3 separate regions of the Homo sapiens genome follow, and all the other regions are linked to region 2. Evidence: read pairs that join two places in POLR2A ChIA-PET (ENCODE). Cell type or tissue: GM12878. All regions are shown on one strand. Each heading gives the region's core, and the rest is flanking DNA. Links, peaks and the distances in the headings are about the cores only.

Evidence for each region. ChIA-PET counts read pairs that join two places held together with the same protein. Peaks named below come from ENCODE experiments on the same cell type or tissue, not always from the same donor. Only the 100,000 strongest peaks of a DNase experiment are listed, where the experiment ranks them.
Region 1: POLR2A ChIA-PET joins it to region 2 with 8 read pairs; 9 of 35 experiments call an interaction of 5 or more read pairs at or near these places.
Region 3: POLR2A ChIA-PET joins it to region 2 with 5 read pairs; 8 of 35 experiments call an interaction of 5 or more read pairs at or near these places.

The regions. Positions count from the first base shown.
Region 1 is chr21:29,242,897-29,248,118 of GRCh38, reverse strand. The region is part of intron 1 of LINC00189 (long intergenic non-protein coding RNA 189); the gene reads right to left. Among named protein-coding and RNA genes, the nearest start is that of LINC00189, 52 kb to the right of the region's middle. RefSeq lists an enhancer at 2,597-2,646. In GM12878, for the core only: no CTCF peak of the experiment used is centred there; no DNase peak of the experiment used is centred there; H3K27ac peaks cover 625 bases.
Region 2 is chr21:29,302,286-29,307,507 of GRCh38, reverse strand. All of the region lies in intron 1 of BACH1 (BTB domain and CNC homolog 1), which reads right to left. Among named protein-coding and RNA genes, the nearest start is that of BACH1, 6.0 kb to the right of the region's middle. RefSeq lists a silencer at 4,906-5,200. In GM12878, for the core only: no CTCF peak of the experiment used is centred there; no DNase peak of the experiment used is centred there; H3K4me3 peaks cover 1,426 bases; H3K27ac peaks cover 1,660 bases.
Region 3 is chr21:29,232,746-29,237,967 of GRCh38, reverse strand. The region is part of intron 1 of LINC00189 (long intergenic non-protein coding RNA 189); the gene reads right to left. Among named protein-coding and RNA genes, the nearest start is that of LINC00189, 42 kb to the right of the region's middle. RefSeq lists enhancers at 640-739, 1,977-2,056, 3,732-3,831, 4,262-4,441. In GM12878, for the core only: no CTCF peak of the experiment used is centred there; a DNase peak (open chromatin) is centred at 2,067; H3K4me3 peaks cover 714 bases; H3K27ac peaks cover 2,362 bases.

The sequences.
Region 1 (5,222 bases), core at 1,858-4,357, 60 kb after region 2:
ATAAATAAAAATTAAATTATCTGGAAACTCAAAATAGAAGTTCATGTAACCAAAAGACAAAAGTTCTATTAGAAAAAATAATCATTCAACAATATGTATCCCACTTTTAGCTATTTTCTATATGTGAACAAAAATCATTGTACAGTCAATGGGAAATAGTAATTGAATACTACATGAAATAACATTGGACAATTTTTACTTTTGATTAACTCAAGAAATGTAGAGTTATAAGGAATTGAAAGGTAGGACATAAACCAGTTTCCCAGTTTGGAAAATGGTGAAACATGCATTGTTACCAGAGGTCAAATCAAAGCTTACTGGCTACATTTCTTCACCTTTATCATAAAAATTTTAAAGTATGAGAAATCTTCATATGGACATTCTTAAGACAAGTGAAGAAATATTTCCCATTTTCACCTTGTACAATCAATTTAAAATATGAATTTTAAACGTAAAATGTGTTACTATAATTTCCTGTGTTATTTCTTGATGGGGAAAAAATATACCTCAGAAGCACATCCAACTTCTTCTCTGCAGAAGCATAGCCTTGGGAGTGGCCAACCTGAAATTAATTTCCCTGAATAAATTTTGCAAAGCTGCCAGGTGGAGAAATTTTCCTTTAGAAGAGATCCTAGGGTTTGCTAAAACCAGCAAATGGCTTACTATCAGAAAACCTGAAATCATCATATCAAAATATACTTGCACTTGTATGTTTATTGAAGCACTAGTCACAATATCAAGGATATGAAATCAACCTAAATGTCCGTCAAGGGATGACTGGATAAAGAAAATGTGACACACACACACACACCATGGAATATTATTCAGCCATAAAAAAGAATGAAATCAAGTCTTTTGCAGCAACATGGATGGAACTAGAGTCTATTATCTTAAGTGAAATAACTCAGAAAGTCAAATACTGCATGTTCTCACTTATAAGTGGGGCCTAAATGATGTGCGTACGTGGACATAAAGAATAGAAGAGTAGACACTGCAGACTCAGAAAGGTGGAAGGGTGGGAAGGGGGTGACGGATGAAAATTACTTAATGGGTACAATGTACACAATTCAGGTGATGGTTACACTAAAAGCTCAGACTTCACCACCATACACTATATTGATGTGACATAATTGCACTTGTGTCTCCTAAATCTATAAAAATTAAAATAAAGAAAAATAAAAGAAAATCTAGGTTTCAGACTCAGCTTATCCTTAGAAGCTTGAGCAAGACATAACTTCACTTGGCTTCAGTTGCTTCATTTGTAAAATTGACAGGCTGTCAAACAGCTGTCACATCCTGCGATTCCCACTGGACATCATTATGTAATCATTCATCCGAACAAATCCAGGCTCAAGAGAAGATTGCTCTATAACCTGGCTCTTTGTTGTCAATCTCCTCTCAAGATCATTAATGTAAATATTTTAGTTTACTCAAGATAATGGCCATTGATAAGCCTATAAAATAATTATTTTCTCAAAACTGAACATTCCAATGAACAGATACTCTTTAGCAAAGTAGCCTGCGCACAACTAGTTCTTAACACATATTTGAAAAATGTATTTAAGATTATAGTCTGGGCTGGTCGTGGTGGCTCCTGCCTGTAATCTCAGGAGTTAGAGACCAGCCTGGTCAACATAGTGAGACCCTGCTTCTACAAAAATAAAAATAAAAATAAAAATTAGCCAGGCATGGTGGCATGCACCTGTAGTCCCAGCTACTCGGAAGGCTGTGGCGGAAGGATCACTTGACCCCAGGAGGTCAAGGCTGCATGCAATGAACCATGATGGCACTACAGCCTGGGAGACAGAGCAACACCCTGTCTCAAAACAAAACAGGACAAACAAAAGAAAAAGAAAAAAATCTAAGAGTATAGTCTGTACTTTTTCTCATCAATTTTTTCTTCATAATTGTTAAAAATCATCAAATAAAAATATGTGGTATATTTTCTCTTTCTTAAACTATTTCACATGAATACAAAATTTTAATTGGGTAGAAACCATGAATTTTAGGCATATTCATAGAACATTCCTCAAAACATATTTGCAAGTCATATCATTCCCTTTTAGCATACAGTCACTCAGAAGTAGTAATAGAAACTTCAATAGTATTCTTCCTATGAAATTTAAATAAATTAATATTAACAAGACAGCTCAAAATCCTAGGATGAAAATAAAACATATATGGAAATATATTTTTGGGCTTGTTTTTAAAATTTGACTGATACTGTAGTGGAATGAAAGGGTAATGAATTCATGGGCCAATTCTGTCGCTGTAAGCTATAACTTTGTGCAACTAATTTTAACTTGGCTTTCTTATCTGTGAAATGGCCATCATGCCCTTCTACCCACCTCACAGTCTGATGTGTAGATAGTGGGGAAAATCTATACAATGCCCACTTGACACCACAAATATTAATGCTGATGGCACAAGGAGCTTGTTCATTTGTTCTAGCCTGAGAGATAGAGCTTGGGAATGGCCTCAAACTATTGAAATTGGTTCTGTTGTTACAGTGGTGGGGTGGTTGTGGTTTCAGTGACTGAGTTTGAAAGGAGTGGGAAGAGAGTGGGAAGTTCACTGCAATGTATCTGACCAAGATCTGCTGGAAGGTGAAAGTGTGTAGCTTCTCGGTGCAGTTGTGTTGCAAAAGGGAGACCATTTGCAGAGACATAGTTGAGTCAGGTCTATGCTTAGGAGAGTGGATCTTTCAGTTGTTTACAGCAACGTGCCTAAAATGAGCTCACCCTCTTCAGCTGACAAGATAAATGCCCCTGCAGAGCAGGTCTGAGCTGTTCTTTTTAGGGGCACGGCACAGGCAAGCTGCTGAGAAATGTGGCCTGGTGTGCACAGGATTCCCAGCATAGGCCATTAAGGCTGATGGTCCAGTTTCCAGAACTATCCAAAATTACAGAGGAGGCTCATGTGAGGTCTGGGCTTGCCTGGCTCTGTCATCATTGCTTCCTGTCTCTCTGGTCAAGGGCCTGGGCAGACACTTGCCACAATGGGCACAGGGAGAGACCAACTTACCTTCATAGTTGGAGGAGGAGAAACAGAAACTCAGATGCCTGAATTTTAACCTCATGTATTTCCCAACTACACTTGGGGAGAGTAAATAAACCATTACTATTTTAATCATTTGACTACGAAAATAATATTTCTGGCTTTCCAGCTGGATAGAGGATGCATCGAAACAGTGCCCTCTGCCTTACGCTCTGTTTGTGAGCAGTGCGTGACCACAGACTTATTTTGGGGTATCCTAGGGTGGCTTCTTAAAATTTACAGATATCCATATGAAGCTTCCTGAGAACAACATGTTAAAATACACGAGATCTTCCGGGCCTCATCTTCCTACTCTCTAATGCACCACCTTTAACAAAACTGATTTATATTTTTCAACTATGAAAGTATAAAAATGCAATGTTTGTGAGTTCTGAGAAGCATCCTTTCTGAAAGTGCTTACTTAAAAAAATTATGGGTACATAGTAGATGTACATATTTATGGGGTACATGAGATATTTTGATACAGGCATACAATGTGTAATAATCACATTAGGGTAAACCGAGTATCCATCACCTCAAGCATTTATCATTTATTTGTGTTACAAACATTTCGTTTATACTCTTTTAGTTATTTTTAAATGTGCAATAAATTGTTGTTGGCTGTAATCACCCTGTTGTGCTATTAAATATTAGATCTTATTCAAGTGGAGAAAAAGGAACCCTTGCATGCTGTTGGTGGGAATATAAATTAGTACTAAATTAGAATGTAAATTATTCTCCACAGCCACTATGAGAATAGTATGGATGCTCCACAAACAATTAAAAATAGAACTACAACACGATCCAGCAATCCCACTGCTAGGTATATACCCAAAAGAAAGGAAGTCAGTTTATGGAGGGGATATCCACATTCCCATGTTCCTGCTGCACTATATATAATCGCCAAGATGTGGAAGCTTCCCATTTTTTTTTGAGTAAATTATTCAAGAATAAGTACATGCCACGGAATCCTAAATAACAAGTAATGGGATACTACCCTTGTTCTCTGCACAGTTGTGCATCTTTTGCTCCTTCCTACAACTGCCAATTGTTTAAGGGGAGAGTTACTGGGGTGAACAGCCTGGCCAACATGGTGGAACCCCATCTCTACTAAAAATACAAAAATTAGTTCTGCATCGTGGTGCCCGCCTGTAATCTCAGCTACTCAGGAGGCTGAAGCAGAAGAATTGCTTGAACCCGGGAGGTGGAGGTTGCAGTGAGCTAAGATCATGCCACTGCACTCCAGACTGGGCAACAGAGTAAGGCTCCTTCTCAAAAAAAAAAAGAAAGAAAAAAGAAAAAGAAACATAGGATAAATCCATCTTTTAACAGTATGTCACTTATATGTTTGCTATGGTTTGGGTGTTTGTCTCCCCAAACCTCACATTGAGCTTTGATCCCCAGTGTTGGAGATGAGGCCTAAGGGGACGTGTTTAGGCCATAGGGGTGAATTTCTCATGAATGGCTTGGTGCTATCCTTATGGTAATGAGTGAGTTCTTGCTCTATCAGTTCCTGTGAGAGCTGATTGTTAAAAAGAGCCTGGCACCTCCTGCCTCTCTTGCTTCTTCTCTTGCTGAATGATTTCTGCACACACTGACTTCCCTTCACCTTCCACCATGAGTGAAAGCAGCCTGAGACCCTCACCAGATGCAGATGTTGGTGCCATGCTTCTTGTATGGGCTACAGAAGTGTGCGCCAAATAAACCTCTTTTCTTTATAAATTACCCAGTCACAGATATTCCTTTATAGCAACACAAATGGACTCAGATAATTTTCAAACAACATAATCTGCATTTCTTTAACTTCCATTCCCCTTCAAAAGTATAATGAATATAGTAAGCTTCCTATGCTGCCAGAATTTTTGGATGCTCAATATGTTTTATAAGTTACTTTTTTCTAGATCAGCAATTAGGCCCATTATTTTAAATCTAGAGCAAATCCACTTCAACTGAAAGCATATTATTTGAAGATAACTAACATACTGTTTTAAGAAAAGTTTACTTTGTTTCCTGACTTTGCATATGTATCTTATAGAATGGGGACTGGAAGACCAACAGCAATAAATTATTTGCCAAGAAATGTAGTACATTAATAATGTAAACTGTAACTGTGTAAGGCCTTTTGAAAGATGCTTAATACATAAATCTACTCTCTGATAATTTTTTTTTTTGAAACAGAGTTTCAC
Region 2 (5,222 bases), core at 1,269-3,768:
AAACTGCTGAAAGTAAAACAGTGGGTGGGGATCCTACTGTATTTCAAAATTGCTAAGAGAGTAGATTTAAAGGTTCTCACCACACACACACACACACACAAAGGTAAGTGAGGTAATGGACATGTTAATTAGCTTGATTTAATCTTTCTACAATGTACACATACAGCAAAACAGAAAAGTTAGGAGTACTACAAGAATACTGTATAAACTTAAGGTGGCATTAATTTTAAAGTCTGAAAAGAATGACGAATAAGCTAACTACGGGACAGCTTTCCCTTCGAGGAGGGGAATGAGTGTGTAGAAAAGGGAAGATGTTCCTGTTTGTACTCCTGATTCAAGAATTTGCATTCTAAAGAATCCTGACCCATCTAGCCAATGAACTAACAATTCTATCTGAGCCAGGCTGGCCTCAGCACTCAGTGCAAGCCATAGAGACCACAGGTGGGTGTGCACTATGGACTGAGGGACAGAGTAGTCCTCTTAGTATACACATAATCAGAAACTACAAGATATAATTATATGTTCTCCTCTCCCTGAAAGGAATAAGACAATGGCAGGGAACTTTTGAAATGTTTAAAGCATTGAAAAAAAAAATTATTTCTTCTATATATATTTATTGACAAAATTGGCATTTTCAATTTTTAAATAATTTTTAAATAAACCATTGATTTGATTTGATTGTAAAAGTGCTACTTGATCATAGAAGGAAATGGCATATAAGAGGAAAAAAAGTCACCTAAAATTCCAAATCCAAAGGCAAGCACATTTTCTTTTTCTCCTCCGAAGTTTGTATCTAAGTGTAGTGGTGGCAGAACTAGTAGACAAGGATGTCACTGTTAACTGCACAACACCATTCACCCCCTCACTTTCTAACCAAACCCTGACTGTGCTCACGTATCTACTCTCAACCCGAGGCCATCAACTTCCAAGGAAGTAGACCCCAGCCACAACCTAAGATGAATCACGATCCATTTATGCCAATCACAGCGGTACTATTCCCCTTGACCTTGACTCATTTAGGCACTGGCTTGTGTGCAATGCTGACCTATGAAGAGAGGAGAGAGGGACAAGGTAGCATCTGCTATGAGGCTTTAGGGAAAAATTTTTCTCACTGATAGCAACAACCTAGGAAAAAAAAAAAAAAAGTGTGTCTTCTTCCAGGAAACTTAAGTCATATTTTCTTGTGACACTTGAACTTGTGGCAGCCATCTTGCAACCATAAGAGGAACTTGCCAAGGACAAAACAAGGACGTTGCCTGCATCTTCAACCTTTTTCCATTGACTGGATTTTTAAATACACACACACACACACACACACACACACACACACACACACACTCTTCCTGACCCAACTTCTCCCTACTAAAATCTATTTCTCTCTCCTCTTATTCACAGCTAAGCTTCTCAAATTGAGTTGATACAAGTTGTTTCCTCCACTAACCTATGCATTCATCACTAAACATCCCTAAGGCTTTCTTGATTTCCCAAAACTTAGGCTTTTAATAGTCTGTGGTTCCACAGCACATTTTACATGTTGCTACTATAGCATGCTATGGGAATAGTTTGCCTGTCTATTAGACTGTAACTTCTGAAAAGTTCATTATTGCCAATATCTGGAAAAGTTCCTGGCTTATAAAAGCCTAAACATTTGTTTCATAAGTTAAATGTAAACCAAATGCCTAACATGTAGGAATGCCACAAATATTGACATGAATTTAGCAACCCTACTGTCCACATACACTGAAAGTTAAGTATGCGTTCATGTGAGTTGGGGGAGAACAGCAGCAGGAACAGGGAGAAAAGAGAACACAGTGCCTTAGCCTTGAAACTTAAAAACACAGTTTTTCCTCACTCTTCAGAGATTAGAGAGCTGTTCCAAGCTAATTCAACAAAAAAGAAGAGGCTGTTTCCACACTGGCATCTGAGAAGCAGTGGTAGGATAGCTCTCTAGAATCTCAGCTCCTCTGCTATTTGTGACCACTGTTGCCAACCTGCTCAAAGAAGAAAAGGTGGCCCAGCCTTTCTGGGGTCTGGAAAAAGACAAACTAGTCCAAAGACAGGAGGCCCTCAGAGACAAAATATACTTTTTAGAAATCTAAAAAAAAATACCTATAGTTTGAATAGCACTTGTGACAGTCTTTTACCACAAAGAGACAACGAAGTAGGGAAAGTTAATCGTAATTACATGCTCATCCCCAAGCAGCATTTCCTTTGACTTCTCTGGATGACAACTGAAACTGAAGGCATGCCAGCAAAGAATCCGAGTGAGCTGGGCAAAATGCTCTCTACTTCAACAGTCTTTTGCTAATGTGAAAGAAAAAAAAAAAAACAAGATTACAAAAGCCAAAAGCTTTTTTTTTTCTTACCTCTTTTAACCTGAATTATGACTCTTACCTAGGGGAGTACCCAAGGCCAGGCTGAGATACACCTCAGAAAAACAGTTGATAAAGAGACATCAGGTACACTGGAAATTGAAGAGGCCTGGGCCAAGATCAGATAACCACTGTACATTTTTTAAAATAATATTTAAATATAAAATACACATTAATGAAATTACAACCTAATAAATTTATTCAATCTTTTATAGCCACATATTTTATAACAAAACTGTCTGATGGATGAGCAACTGCACTAATTTAGCTGACTTCTGAAAGACGCTGGCACACTTTAGAAAATGAATAAGGCAATAAGCATGTGAAGATATCAGTAAAGAGGAAGTTGGGTGGATAGGTCGCCCTATTTCTTCAATAGGACCCTCAGGAGTTCACCTCCTTAGGACAAAAACACCTCCCTAGGGTCCTGGAGGCAGACAAATCAATAAAAAGAAGAGATAACTGGAAAAAAGGTGTGTAGGGGGAGGGAGGGACATTTCCCTTACTATACTATTTACTCTACAGCCTTAGAGGTAGGCTATTACTAATGTCCAGGCTACAAAGGAATTGAAAACCTTTTTTAGTGTAATTCCACTTTAATGAGGGATGGGGAAGTAGAGTGCAACTGTCCACTGACTGATCTGATCTAAAAAAATGATAAATTTAAAAAGTGAAAAAAACTTTACCTGAAAGAAACTGGGAATAATTAGGGGCCAGGCACAGTGGCTCACGCCTGTAATCTCAGCACTTTGGGAAGCCAAGGCGGGTGGATTGCTTGAGGTCAGGAGTTCGAGACCAGCCTGGCCAACATGGTGAAACCCATCTCTACTAAAACACAAAAATTAGCTGGGCATGGTGGGGGGTGCCCCATAATTCCAGCTACTACGGAGGCTGAGGCAGAAGAATTGCTTGAACCCAAGAGGCGGAGGTTGCAGTGACCCGAGATCGCGCCACTGCACTCCAGCCTGAGCGACAGAGTGATACTCCATCTCAAAAAAAAAAAAAAGAAAAAAAAAACTGGGAATAACTAGTTTATTACAAAAATATTAGTTTGAACGATGACTTTCCTAAGGCACTGCAAAAAGTGTTTACATTTATTTTTCAAATAACATGATCTGCACAAAATTTCAGCTGCATTAATGTAACATTTTCTAAATTGTGCCCGTACTGAGAAGGAACCAGCTGCCAGCCAATTTCACTGCATGCCCACTGTGTTTCTACACTGGTCATTAACAACCAAGATTCTGGCTACCACTATTTCTTCTTCCTCACGTTTGCTTCAGGGCAGTTTTTTATTATCCTATGAATATTTGAATATTTTCTAACCTGTCCCTGATCCTAAATAAAACAAAGAACCTGTTCTAGAGGAGTGATATTCAAAGTATTAGACATATAAGACATTTAACATCTAGAAAACCAAATTATATTTTGCTCAATTCAATTCTAATCCAATTATGGGTAAAAATAAGTCACAAGACAAGTTTTATGTCTATCTTAGGAGATGAACTAGAATTACTTAATTCCAGCTGCCTTCTCAATAATCACACCAATGATAAAAACAGAAAGTAGAAAGCTAAATAATCAAAAGAATTTCAACTCAGTGCACACTTACAAGGTACCACACACGATGTTCTCTCCTTCAATCTGTTAAACATTCCCAAGTTTCAAAATCACAGAACTAGAATGAACGCATATCATACCACCCAGTTCAGCAACCAACAGTTTATTAAAGAAACACAGCCAAGGCACATTCAGAGTGCCATAGGAGATAAAACAGAAAGACACAGATTCTCACCATCAGGAAACTTACAATCTGGCTGAAAGAATGGTCAAAATAACACAACCTTTCTGAATTACTAACAGGTACAAAAAGCTATACGATAAATATGTCCATTGTATTCATATCCATTTCATGGATAATTTTTCTGTATTAGTACAGGCATATCATCTAAAGAAAACATAATACTTAGAAGAAACTAATTAGCTTACAAATTTACATTCTAAATGTTTCCAACAAACTGGATAGGGCCCAGGAATATGTACTGAGAAACTAGTTCTGTTCTGGTATTAACAAGAAGGGAGGGGTGGACAGGTTACTAAAGCTGCCAGGCCACAATGTCAACTACAACGTGGAAAAGACTAGCCAAAGAATGGCAAGTGTTTTTATTTCGTAAAAGCCAGTTTCAATTAACTGGTTAGTGACTACCTCAAGCACTCCGCTGAGACTGTTAAGATTCCTTTAAGTAAAAAGCTATGTCCTGTGTTCGTTGCCCTCAGAAGTTGGATGTATGTTTGAGATGGTGCTACTGACTTAACATAAGAGTGTTCCCCGGGTTGTTTTTCCAGTCTCACTTGTGATCAATGCCGGCAATTCAGCTCTCAACAGCTATAAAACACTACTGTGTAACTAAGTACTTCCCTGATTCTGAACAACAGATAATAACACCTAACACTTGATGTTTCTTATAAAGCTGGCACTGTTCTAACCACTTACCCCGTATTAACGCATATAATCCTCACAACAACCTCTCTGATACAGATTCTACTATCACCACCCCTGTTTTACAGAGGAAACAATGAGGCACTAGTTACCAGGTAGAAGAGCTTGCCCAAGGCTTTAAAGTGGGTGACACAACCAGAACCTGACCTTAAGCAGTCTGGCTCCAGAACTACTTTTTAACCATTCTGCTTACTGCTTCTTTGTCAACTGTACAGTGATCAAACCCAGACTTCAGTTATGTTAGTGCACTGTGTAAGCCAGGTGCCTGGGCTTCAGGAGAGTGTAAGTCAATGTTTTAGCTGCAGTCCTGAAATGTTTACTCCCTCCAAGGGGCACGGATTCTGGCGAAT
Region 3 (5,222 bases), core at 1,075-3,574, 69 kb after region 2:
CATCTGTAGTCAGAAGGTACCAGGGATAAAGGTACAATTTTCTATCCTAGATGAACTACGTTGCTGTAAGATAAGCCATAGTTATCCTGGAGGTCACCTGTTGCACAATTCTGGAAGTGGCCATGAAATAGATCAGCCTTGAAGGAGTGTGGCACAGCATAGGTTTATATTTGCCCCACTGCAACCATTTTTTCAAACACATAGTAAGTTCACTTGTCCTCCATCTCAGGAGTCCACACACAGTCAGGGCTATTACAGTCACTAAACAGAAAGTGCTGCTTTTGGCTTCTAGTTCTGCAACTGCTTTTACGGCTCCACCTCTTCCTTTTAATTTGCTTATTAATGGCTCTTTGACAACCCCACAGCTAAGTCAGTGGCCTTGGGGGGGTATAATTACAAATACTTTAAAACTCAAAGTTAGCATGTTTTTCCAATCAATTAAAAGTACTTAAAAATATCTAGAGCAGCCAAAAGCAACCTAGGTCCTAACCACATGCACCAGGCTACAGGAACTCAACAAGGCCTGACAAATTCAGTCTTGCCAGGACCAGCAGGGAGGGGACAAGAACTGTGAGATTCAGAAAATGAGTTGGAAGGCAGTGATGCATGGCTGAGCAAAGGGGATTTGTTCCTAGAATGCTGCTGCCTAATCCAAGAAGGACAGACAGGGCTGGGAAGCAGATCTGAAGCAGAGCTATGGAAGGAACACCGCATTCCTTGGCAAGCTTAGCTCTGATGGTGGGGCCTGGGGCTCATAAGGACAGCCAGCCACATGCTCACTGGCTCAATCAGAGATGGTTCCTCCTGCCTCTGGAGTGACTTATTCTTCAGAAGATTAGGAGCAAAGAGGATACATTCTTTGGCTAGCCCAGCTTGATTCCCTCTTTGGCTAGACTCACCCTCTGGGTCTTACGGAATCTACAAAAGGACGAAAAGGAACTCACTGGCAAGTAAAGCTTAATGGGAACAAAACAAGGATTGTCCAACAAGGATGACCTATCACAAGGATGCTAGAACTCCTGACAGGCCAGTCTTCTTCTTTTAAGGGTGGGGAAACTGGGCCCAGAGATGCAAAATGACCCACCTAAGGCCAAAGTCAATGACAGCATGGCAGAGGCAGGGCTCAGGGCCTGACCGATGAATTCCTGACTGATGCCGAGAGCTCTTCCTTAAGTCTCTACACTAGCCTATTCTGAAATAAATACAAGGACCTTGTAGGAGCCCCTAAAGTCAGAGAGAAGGTGTGACTACAACAGGAAGGGCTTATGTATCCGAAACACTGTTGTTATTGACAATTGATCCACCCAAGACATCGACTTTTCCACATAATGTTTTCACAAAGAATAGGGGTGTGAGATACTGTTGTGTGGATATTATCCACATGTGGAAGGAAAGAAAATCAATATGTGATGTACAAACCATTGAAACTTCATATTTGAGAATTCTGCAAGTCAACCATTATTGTCAATGGACAGGATCCTCCCTAATGAGAATTTCATAAAGCGTAAGTATAATACATCACACTCCATTAGGGGCTGGGGGTAGGGAACTGGAGGAGGTTGAAAAGGAGGGGCTCAGAGAGGAAGGAAGATGAGGGAAGTGATTAAGAAAAAACACTGACAAGTAGTGAAAACAAAGAACTTGCCTGGAGTGGATGCAGCTAAATGAAGTTTTCCTATGAGAAACAAGGTAAAGGACTCATTTAAAATGCCTGCAGGTAGACTGAAAGTTGTTTCCAAACACCGGATTGACAAAAAGATCTTAGAAATAGACAGAAAATGCCAATGCCTGTAGCTCTTTCTGACTCTTGCCAGTGGTCATGCTTTCATTTCCTCCCAAATCAGATCCTAAGTACCTATTCAGCAAAATAGAATACATGAGATCACAAACAGACACTTTCAACCACCAGAAACACAACTTCACTTAATTCTACAAATATTGTCAAGCTCCAGTGGGAGATGTTCTTTCCCCTGGCATTTGGTTGCGTTTGATTTTCACAAAATAGTGAACTTCTCAAGAGGAAATGCTTCTCTAGAGCTTGCTGGATTGATTTAGTCACTTCTCCCGACTGCCCCTCAGGGTCCCCATTAATTGCTACTTGGGGCAGACTATGACCAGTTTCTCTCGGCATAAACCACACAATAACCATGACAGCATAGCTTTGAGGGTTTACTAACCTGTGACACACTCAAACCATGCGAACTAAAGGGTTTCAAAAATCCTGAAGCACCTGAAATGTTTCTGAAAATGATTCTATGACCTGGCTATTAATAGGGATGAAAACAAGTTTGAAAATTAAGAGAGAATGAGAAGTTAGATGGGAAGTTGCATGCAACTTGGGTTCTTTCCCTGCAAAGTAAGGCAAAGCAGACACAAGAGAGGACTTGAGCTTACACTCATTTTGGAGGAAAATTCCTTGTGATGCTACCCTCCCCACATCCCTGGAGCCCCCACCCCACACCATAAACCTGATCCTTGAAATAATTAAAATCCACTTCTACAAAAGGGAAAATACTAAGTAGATTGATTTTAAACCTTCCACAGTAATGCAGTATGTATCAGGGCAACAGTGGTGTTGGATTGATACTAGGAGAGAAATTCAGTCTTTGCCAGAGCAGTGACTTTATAGCCAACTCCTCATCATGTCAACCTGAAATAATCTAAAGGGTCAGATTCCAATTTTAGAGAGTTTATTCAAGCAAAAAGCTGGGAATGGCCATTTCTGGATGCTCTGTCCCAGAGAAATGGGGGTAGTGCTCTGAAGTTAAAAGCTAAATTCTCTTTTATATAGGAAAAAGCAAAGAAATTTAACAAGATTACAACATTTTCAATACAGGGCCAGTTTATGAGTTACAACAAATTAATCAGTTTCTTTTCTTTTCTTTTCCATGCAGCTTGTTTTCTTTTCTTTATCGCTCCTTTTCATTTCCTTTTGATTTTAAAAGAGTGTGCTTAACATTCCATCTTGAGGCATTGAGATGGCCATAAAGTTTTTGTGTGAGAAGAAAGAGGTTAATCTATAATGAAAGTCAATAGTAAGAGGGAAGGGGTCTCCTCTGGCATCCTTCACTGATATGGACAGGAAACAGGGAAATACTGGGTAGAAGGGGGCGGTTCCCCAACAAACGGCCCACCCTCAAGCCTGAAGACCGGCAGCCCTAAAGGAGGACAGGCATTTCTGTTTTCATGGCCAAAATTTGCCTTTTGGCCTGCCATGCACCCCCCATCCTGCCCCCATACAAACCCAAGACCTTAGCGGGCACATACACAAGAAGCTGGACATCAAGACCAGCAGACCAGTGGACCAGTGAACCAGCAGACCAGTGACAGTGGAACAATGCAGCAGAGAAAGAGAGAAAAGGAAGGATGTCTGGACTCATAGGGGAGCTTGGCCAGGGGTGGCTGGAGAAGAGTTGGGCCGCTGGATGCCCGACTCCAGGGAAAGACCACCTTCCCACTCCATCCCCACTTCTGCCTCCCCATCCATCTCACTGAGAGCCACCTCCACCACTCAATGAAACCTTGCACTCATCCTTCAAGCCCATGTGTGATCTGATTCTTTCAGGACACTGGACAAGAGCTTGGGATAAAGAAAGTTGTCACGCTGGCCCCCTGCCCTCACAATAAGGCAGAGGGTCCGTTAAGCTGATTAACACACAAGCCGTCTGCAGACAACAAATCTGAAAGAGCTTTGTAATACATGCCTACATGGGCTTCGAGTGACACAGAGACCCACCCCTAGACTCTGCCGTGGGACAGGAGCCCAAAAGTGCTTGTACTGGCCTCTGCACCTGCCTGTCTGCATGCTCCTCCTTTGAGCTTTGGGGCGACCAAGCAGGTGAGCTACACCTGTCGCACGTCCTACAACCATTCACAACATTTTACAAAATAATGTAGGTAAGGGAAAAGACAATTCAGACAATCAAAAATATTACAAAAAGTTCACAGCTGCCTAGTTTACAGCTGCCTGTCTTGTGACTCAGGCCCCATAATTCACATTTCCTTATGGCTCAAAATAATTTAGAGTTCCAACAGCTTAGATTTTGAATCACTTATTTTCACAATCACAAAGCATAGTAGGAGTCCCAGAGAGAGAGCATAGCTCACACATAATCCAAAAGTCTTTTGTAGCCCATAGTTTCAAAATCACTCTCCCCAAGAAAGGTGAGGAAAGCTGGTATCATAGAAACCAAATGGGCCCGTCTGAGTTTCATTTCCCTCCCGCTGAGAGGTAATGATGAAACACCATACAAGTACTGCTTTGAAAAGCACCTGGATTCCCCAGGTTCTTTTAGATTACCTCATGGGAAATAAAATAGAAACAAATTTAAAACTATAACTAGGTTGGTTTTTTGTTTGTTTGTTTACCAGTTAAGACCTTAGGTAGGTACATGCTATGGGCTGAATTGTCTTCCTGCAACCTCCGCCAAATGTATATGTTGAACTCCAAACCTCTAGTACCTCAGAATGTTCCTGTTTTGGGACATGATAAAAGAAAAACTTCAGTCGGTTTAAATTTAAAGGAGTTTAATTGAGCAATGAACGTTTCACAAATCAGACAGCCCCCAGAATCACAGCAGATTCACAAAGACTCCAGCGCAGCCATGTGGTGGAAGATTTATAGACCAAAAAAAAAAAGAGAAATGACGTTCAGAAATTGGAAGTGAGGTACAGAACGGCTGGATTGGTTAGAGGTTGGCGTTTGCCTTATTTGAACACAGTTTGAGCACTAAGCAGTGTATGAATGGTTGAAATATGGCTGCTGGGATTGGCTAGGATTTAGCTATTGTTACAGGTGCATACTACTAAGTTAGGTTTTCAATTTTATCTGCCTATTAAGTTAGGTTACGGTTCATCCGCAAGGACTCAAATATAGAAGTAGGGAGTCCTTCTCAGGCTATAGTTTGCTTTAACAGACATAAAGGCTTTAAAGAGGTAATTAAGGTAAAATGAGGTTATTGGCATGGGTCCTAATGTAATCTGACTGGTGTCCTTATAAGATTAGGACACAGACACACAGAAGGAAGACAATCTGAAGTCACAGATCTACAAGCCAGGGAGAGGGGCCTCAGAAGTCAACCTGCTGACACATTGATCTTAGATTCACAGCTTCCAGAACTGTGAGAAAACAAATTTTTGTTTTCTGAGTCACCTAGCGTCCTTCTGGCACTTTTTTATGGCAGCCCTAGTGAACTAATATAGTATATTAACTTCTCCACAAT